2 separate regions of the Mus musculus genome follow, and region 2 is linked to region 1. Evidence: chromatin loops called from intact Hi-C (ENCODE). Cell type or tissue: left cerebral cortex. All regions are shown on one strand. Links, peaks and the distances in the headings refer to the core of each region. The heading gives the core; the rest is flanking DNA. Region 1 has its middle 32 kb from the start of Gm35671. Region 2 has its middle 110 kb from the start of Gm35615.

Region 1 (2,820 bases), core at 178-2,677:
TTCTTCTATATTCCCTTTACTTCTAAAATTAAAAGCAGTCCCCCAACATGGCTCACTGTATTCATTCCGATTTCTATCTCTTCACTTCTTTTTAAATTTCCCGAGGTGGAGCATTATTGTTATGGTTACTGTAGACGAATTTTATAGCAATATCAAAATGATAATACATGTATAGTAGAGTATGTATCTCACGCTAGCCTTGAAAACACTATGTAGTTAAGGATGATTCTGAGTGTCGGGTCTTCCTATCTCCACCTCTTAAGTTGCATGGATCATATCAAGGCCATGTGCTACCACCTTCAGTTCATGTGAGACTGGAGACTGAACCCTGGGCTTCACAAATGGTAGGTGAACACTCTGAAAATTGAGCTACATGCCCAGCCCATACTGCTGGTGCTGGTACTACAAAATAATAATAAAATACATTTTTAAAAGTCACATGAAATTACAGTAGGAAGAATGCTTGTTCTCAGAATATATGGCACCAGCAGTGTCATTTCTATAACTTGTCTCCATTCAAAAGTACATCCCTGGCGCTGGTAGTTTTCTAACACTCAGTGGAAAATGTGCCCTTTGTCTCTCGCCAGGTGTGTCGCATTTCAGGTTATTTGCTCATCTGATTTCACAGCCTGGGGCTGCCAGCACAGCAGTGAAAAGCTGCCAGCACCCATCATGTGGCAAGAGCAGAGGGAGGAAGGAGCTGTTCACAAGTGACAGCTGAGAATGCCTGGAGGTCTTAGGGTGAGAGCACGTGACCCGCTTCATGGAAATTAACCAAAGAGAAAACCCAGAAAGAACAGCATGCAATTCGATGGGCAGGTATTCTGTCCCACAATATTGATTCTGAACATCATCTCCTGAGGATTCCTCGCTTAATTCCTGGTGGGCTTTGGAGACCCAGAACATGCTCTAAAATGATTTATAGTTACCTATAAAGTAAAAAATAATCTAATAAAAATACACTCCACTATCTCTTAATACTTTTAAATCTTCAGCAAATTTTAAATAGTGAAGGAAGGAGGTTATTGGAAGAATGGAAACTCATCACATCAGCTTGTCCCAATGAATTTTCATTTTTAAAATGTCCTTGCTTGAAATCATCTTTAAATATGTGTATATGTTTGTGTCTGCATGTATGTCTTGCCCATAGAGGCCAGAAGGAGTTGTATCCTTTGGAGCTGGAGTTATTAGGTGGTTTCAAGCTCAGCACCAAGGGTGCTGAGATTGAAATTTGCAACCTTGGCAAAAGCAAGTGCTCTAAATTGCCCAGCCATCTTTGCAGCCCCCTATTAAAAAAAAAGTAAGATGTATGTATGTATGTATGGTGTATGTTTGAGAGCCCACATATGCTATAGTGCAAGTATGTAGGTAGGAGGACAGCTTGCAGGAGTTGGTTCTGTCCTTCTACCATGCTGGTCCTGTGGGTTAGACTGCGGTCCTCAGGCTTGGCAGCAAGTGTCTTTTTCTGTTGAGCCATTTCACCAGCCCCTAGTGGATTTTTACAGGCATTGTTATTATCATCCTTTTGGATATCTACCCTAATGTCTTTTGTAATTTGATTTTAAAAGTATTATTTTTATCAGTATAGTCACAGGAAGTTGTAAAACTAGTTTGCAGTCTCATTCCTTTTAGCTGGCTTCTCCCCATGATGTCATCCTATATAGTTGTAGTCAAAAGTCAAATCCAGGATTTGGATTTTGGGGTTTCTCTTGCTCTTAGCCAGAAGGTGGGGAGGCATTTACCCTAGAGACATTATAGTTTACTGTGTCACATAGACCTTATTTGGCATTTATCTATTTTTACATTTATTTGTTTGTGTGTAGGTATGTGTAGTGTTATACAATCCCCCCACGCCCAGAAATGCTCACTTGTGGTGCTCCTCCACTCCCATCCCTGGTGCCTGTCCCCTGGCCACAGTCACTGTCTCCTCCATCTCTGGTATCATTTTGAAAATGATAAATAAAAAGCAAACACCAGGGGACCTTTCAAGGTTGACATTTTCCACCTGGAGAGCTACCTCACTGCAGCGTATGTTACAAAGCAGCTGCTTTTTCCTGTTAGTCACCATCCATTTTATGGGTGAGCTGTGGTGTCTATGGTGCCTTTCAGGCATACCAGAAAGAAGGTTTGAATCCTTTTTTTTTTCTGGTACGAGGACAGATTTTGTACTTGTCATGTGCATGCTCAGTCTTTCCTTCCCAGAGAGCATGCCCTAACCTACACTTGCAGAGTTACATGAGAAGTTCTTGTTTAGTGTTGCAAGAAAGCAACATATTCTCTTGAGGGTGGTCCCTCCTCAATGCCCTGCATGAGTGGTTCACCTTCCCCTCATCATCACCAGCAGCTGGGATCCTGAAACCATTTCATTTCAGTTTCACTGATTGGCAGCAACTGGCAGCCCCTCAGCTACTTCATTACATCACACCAATGGCTAATGGGGTTGGGCTGATTTTAATGGTTAGTCTCTTACTTGTATCCTTTGTTCTTCAGGGAAATGCTCTCTAAGTGAGTTGTTTAGATTTTACTGTGGTGCTTAAAAGCCTGAAGTTGGTCTTTTTATCCATTTTCCCAGTTTTTCCACAGCATCTGATTTTGATGTTGATAAAGCTCACTGTCCCAGTTTCCCCTTATGGAGTCGGTGTTCTATTCTCAAACTATTCAACTGACTGAGATCTGAAAATTGTGTTCTAGCTTCCCAAAAACTTGAATTCAAATTTGTGATAAGCACTGAGTCTGGCATGGCCTTGGTGGGGACAAAATGACATGTTTCCTGTTCCTGGTACAGAACCAGTGAACATGGGTCTCCTCAAGAGGCAATGG
Region 2 (2,820 bases), core at 168-2,667, 160 kb after region 1:
GAAAGAACATAAATGAGAAACAGAAGCCGTGGATGAGTCCTGTGGAGTATAAAACATAAGAAGTCATACTCGCCAGAGTTGAGAGTATCTTGCTGGTGGAGCCGCTTCTTCATTCCTTTAGTAAGACCGGCAGAAGGCTGAGAACAACCACTGCTTCCAACCTGTTATGAGATTTCTGAAACATATATTGAAAAGCCTTATATGTCATTCAGTGGCCCAAAATATACAATAAAATGTATTTACATATATGAGTTTGTTTTTTGCAGTCTAGAATCTAGATGTAAAATCTTACCATTTCAAGAATGAGGCCTGAACATATTCAGGTGCAAAGACAAATCTAATTGGTTATAACTGGTCATGAGATCTAGAAAGTGAGCCTCCAATTACTAGTGTATGAAGTATAATAATATGTACCATATGCATATATGATATGCTCTAAAATAACATAATGACAGCTTCTTAGCAGGTGGCTTTGAAACATAAATTCTCACTCTGAAGACGCAATCTAAGTCATATACTGTTTCAGCCCCCATATGCAGTAACAAGAACTGTAAAAAGTTGAGCTTTGATGTAAGCATTTCACAGTGACCTATCCTTTACTACAAAATTACAGAAAATACTTCCTGGATTAAGCTAGATGCCCATCCATGCTTACCAACCTGGTACTGACCAATACCTAGGTGTTTAAGAAGATAAAGCAGGGTACTCAGAGTCCTTTATGAAGCTGACATATTACTTATGTTTATGTTCGGAGAATGCTTAAGGCTAGAAATCTAAGTACAAGGTGTCAGCAGGCTTGGTTTTCTTGGACTTGTCTCCATTCATATTTTTCTTTGTTATCACAAAGGCTTCCTTCTGGGAATGTGTGTGTCTTTGTTTGTTTGTTTGTTTGTTTGTAAAGACACAGTTTTTCCATGTAGCCCTAGATCAGCCTTACAGAGTTCTTCCTTCCTCTGCCTCCCAATTGCTGGAAGTGAAGGCATGTGGTGCCACTGTCTGGCATTGAATATATGTATCTTAATCTCCTTAAAATATTTAAATTTCTTTATTTGTGGGAGGTAGGGTAGGTGTGTGCATGGCCTGGTGAGCATATAGAAGCCAGAGCACAACGTAAGAGCACAGTTCTCTCTGTCCATCAGGTGGTTTCCAGAGATTGGACTTGGGTTATCCAGCTTGGCAGTAAGTGCTTTTCGTTTTGAGCTAGCTAACTTGCTCCGAAGCTCCTCTTCTTCTATGACTACCCACTGCATAAGGTTAGAGTTCACCCAACTTTTTAAAAAGTCACTTTTTTAAAGCGCCTGTCTCCACATTCTTGGCCCATGGGAGGTTGAGTTTCAATGTATGAATGCAGAGCAAAGGTCAACATTCAGTCTGCAACAGTGTTAATATACATAACAATAGAACAAACAAGTGTCACTGTTTGTAATGACAGAATTATAGACATATGTGTAAATCCCTTGAAACAGTAGTTGGGGTAGAAATGACAGACATCCTGTAGCAGCCTAGACCAAGAGGACTTTATTCCTCATCTTATCTTCTGTGAGAGATTGTAGCTCAGTTTATTCTTGGACACAATTTGAAGAAGACTCAAGTGGAGAACTTCCTCTCATTTCACAAGTTGCATTGAAGAATGATGATCTATATCATCTCCCAGTGTGTATGGAAAATAGCAATGGTGAGAAGGAGAAAAGGTGACTTGTGCTGCTTCCCCTGCAAAGTCAGCAGCATAAGGCAGTGTGCGAGCTGCGTGTTCACTGGATCATGGCTGGAGAGGCAGACATGTGGGAGGAGGTTTGGACTTCTTGCTGTCACCTGCTTCTTAGTCTCTAGCAAGCATCAACCTGAAAGGCATACTCACGCCTTGTCTGTGTAATTCTGCAACCTGTAGCAACCTGTCATGTTTTTTGCATAAAATTTGTAATCATACCCACAAACTAGAAAAGCCTGCCATGAATTACTATGTGTGGTTAAAACAAAACAAAACAAAACAAAACAAAACAAAACAAAACAAACAAACTGATGGCAGAGATGTCTTATTGAAACATCACAGCACACGTTTGAGACCATTTGTATTATATTATTGTCAAGAGGGAAGAAAACTTTCAGTAAACTTTCAGTCTTCCAAATATCTAACTACGGGGACTGTTGTGATGCTACATTTATTTAAAAAAAAAATAGAAGAAGTCACCCCATATAACCAAGGCCAGTGTACAGAATTTGGATCTAACTTAGCTGTGCTGCACTAAGTAAGCAGTTGAGTCAGACCTTGCACAGGGAAACAATGGCTTGTGGTGCTTACTGATGGTGTGTTTACTGTGGTGTATTTACTGATGGTGTATTTTCCTGCATCATTTGCTTTTGCATTCCTTTCCACTATCCCAGAAATTTCCATGGCAAAGTGACTAAAGGTAATAGTGGATACTCATCCAGTAGCTTCAAATTTTTATGGGTCTTTTACCATGGGCCAGTCAGATAGGCCTATGAGACCAGGAAATGAGAGACACAGTCACTTGGAAGCAAATAATTGTGAGTGTAAAAAAAAAAAAAAGCCAATATGAAGAATTAGTGAGATCCTGGGTGTAGCTCAGTGGTAGAGTACCTGCCTAGCATGTGCCAGGGTCTGTGTTCAGTCCTCAATATTACATAACCAATGAACTCTTGTTCTTATTTTTAAAAATAGGTTTGGGTGTAACTTGTGTGCAAACACATACACGTGTGTGTGTTTATGTATGTGAGCACACATGTGTGTTCATACATGGCATTGTGTTTATTCATCTGTGTATATGTGTGCACATGAGTCTCTCTCTGTGTAAATGGTTT

The links. Hi-C counts contacts between places; a loop is a spot of excess contacts. Peaks named below come from ENCODE experiments on the same cell type or tissue, not always from the same donor. Only the 100,000 strongest peaks of a DNase experiment are listed, where the experiment ranks them.
Region 2: it touches region 1 in a loop (2.1-fold over the local background); 4 of 42 quality-filtered maps call a loop at or near these places.

Annotation. Positions count from the first base shown.
Region 1 is chr13:6,338,232-6,341,051 of GRCm38, reverse strand. No RefSeq gene overlaps it. Among named protein-coding and RNA genes, the nearest start is that of Gm35671, 32 kb to the right of the region's middle. In left cerebral cortex, for the core only: a CTCF peak has its summit at 1,495; DNase peaks (open chromatin) are centred at 280, 600 and 2,616; H3K27ac peaks cover 2,500 bases.
Region 2 is chr13:6,180,376-6,183,195 of GRCm38, reverse strand. No RefSeq gene overlaps it. Among named protein-coding and RNA genes, the nearest start is that of Gm35615, 110 kb to the left of the region's middle. In left cerebral cortex, for the core only: no CTCF peak of the experiment used is centred there; a DNase peak (open chromatin) is centred at 1,690.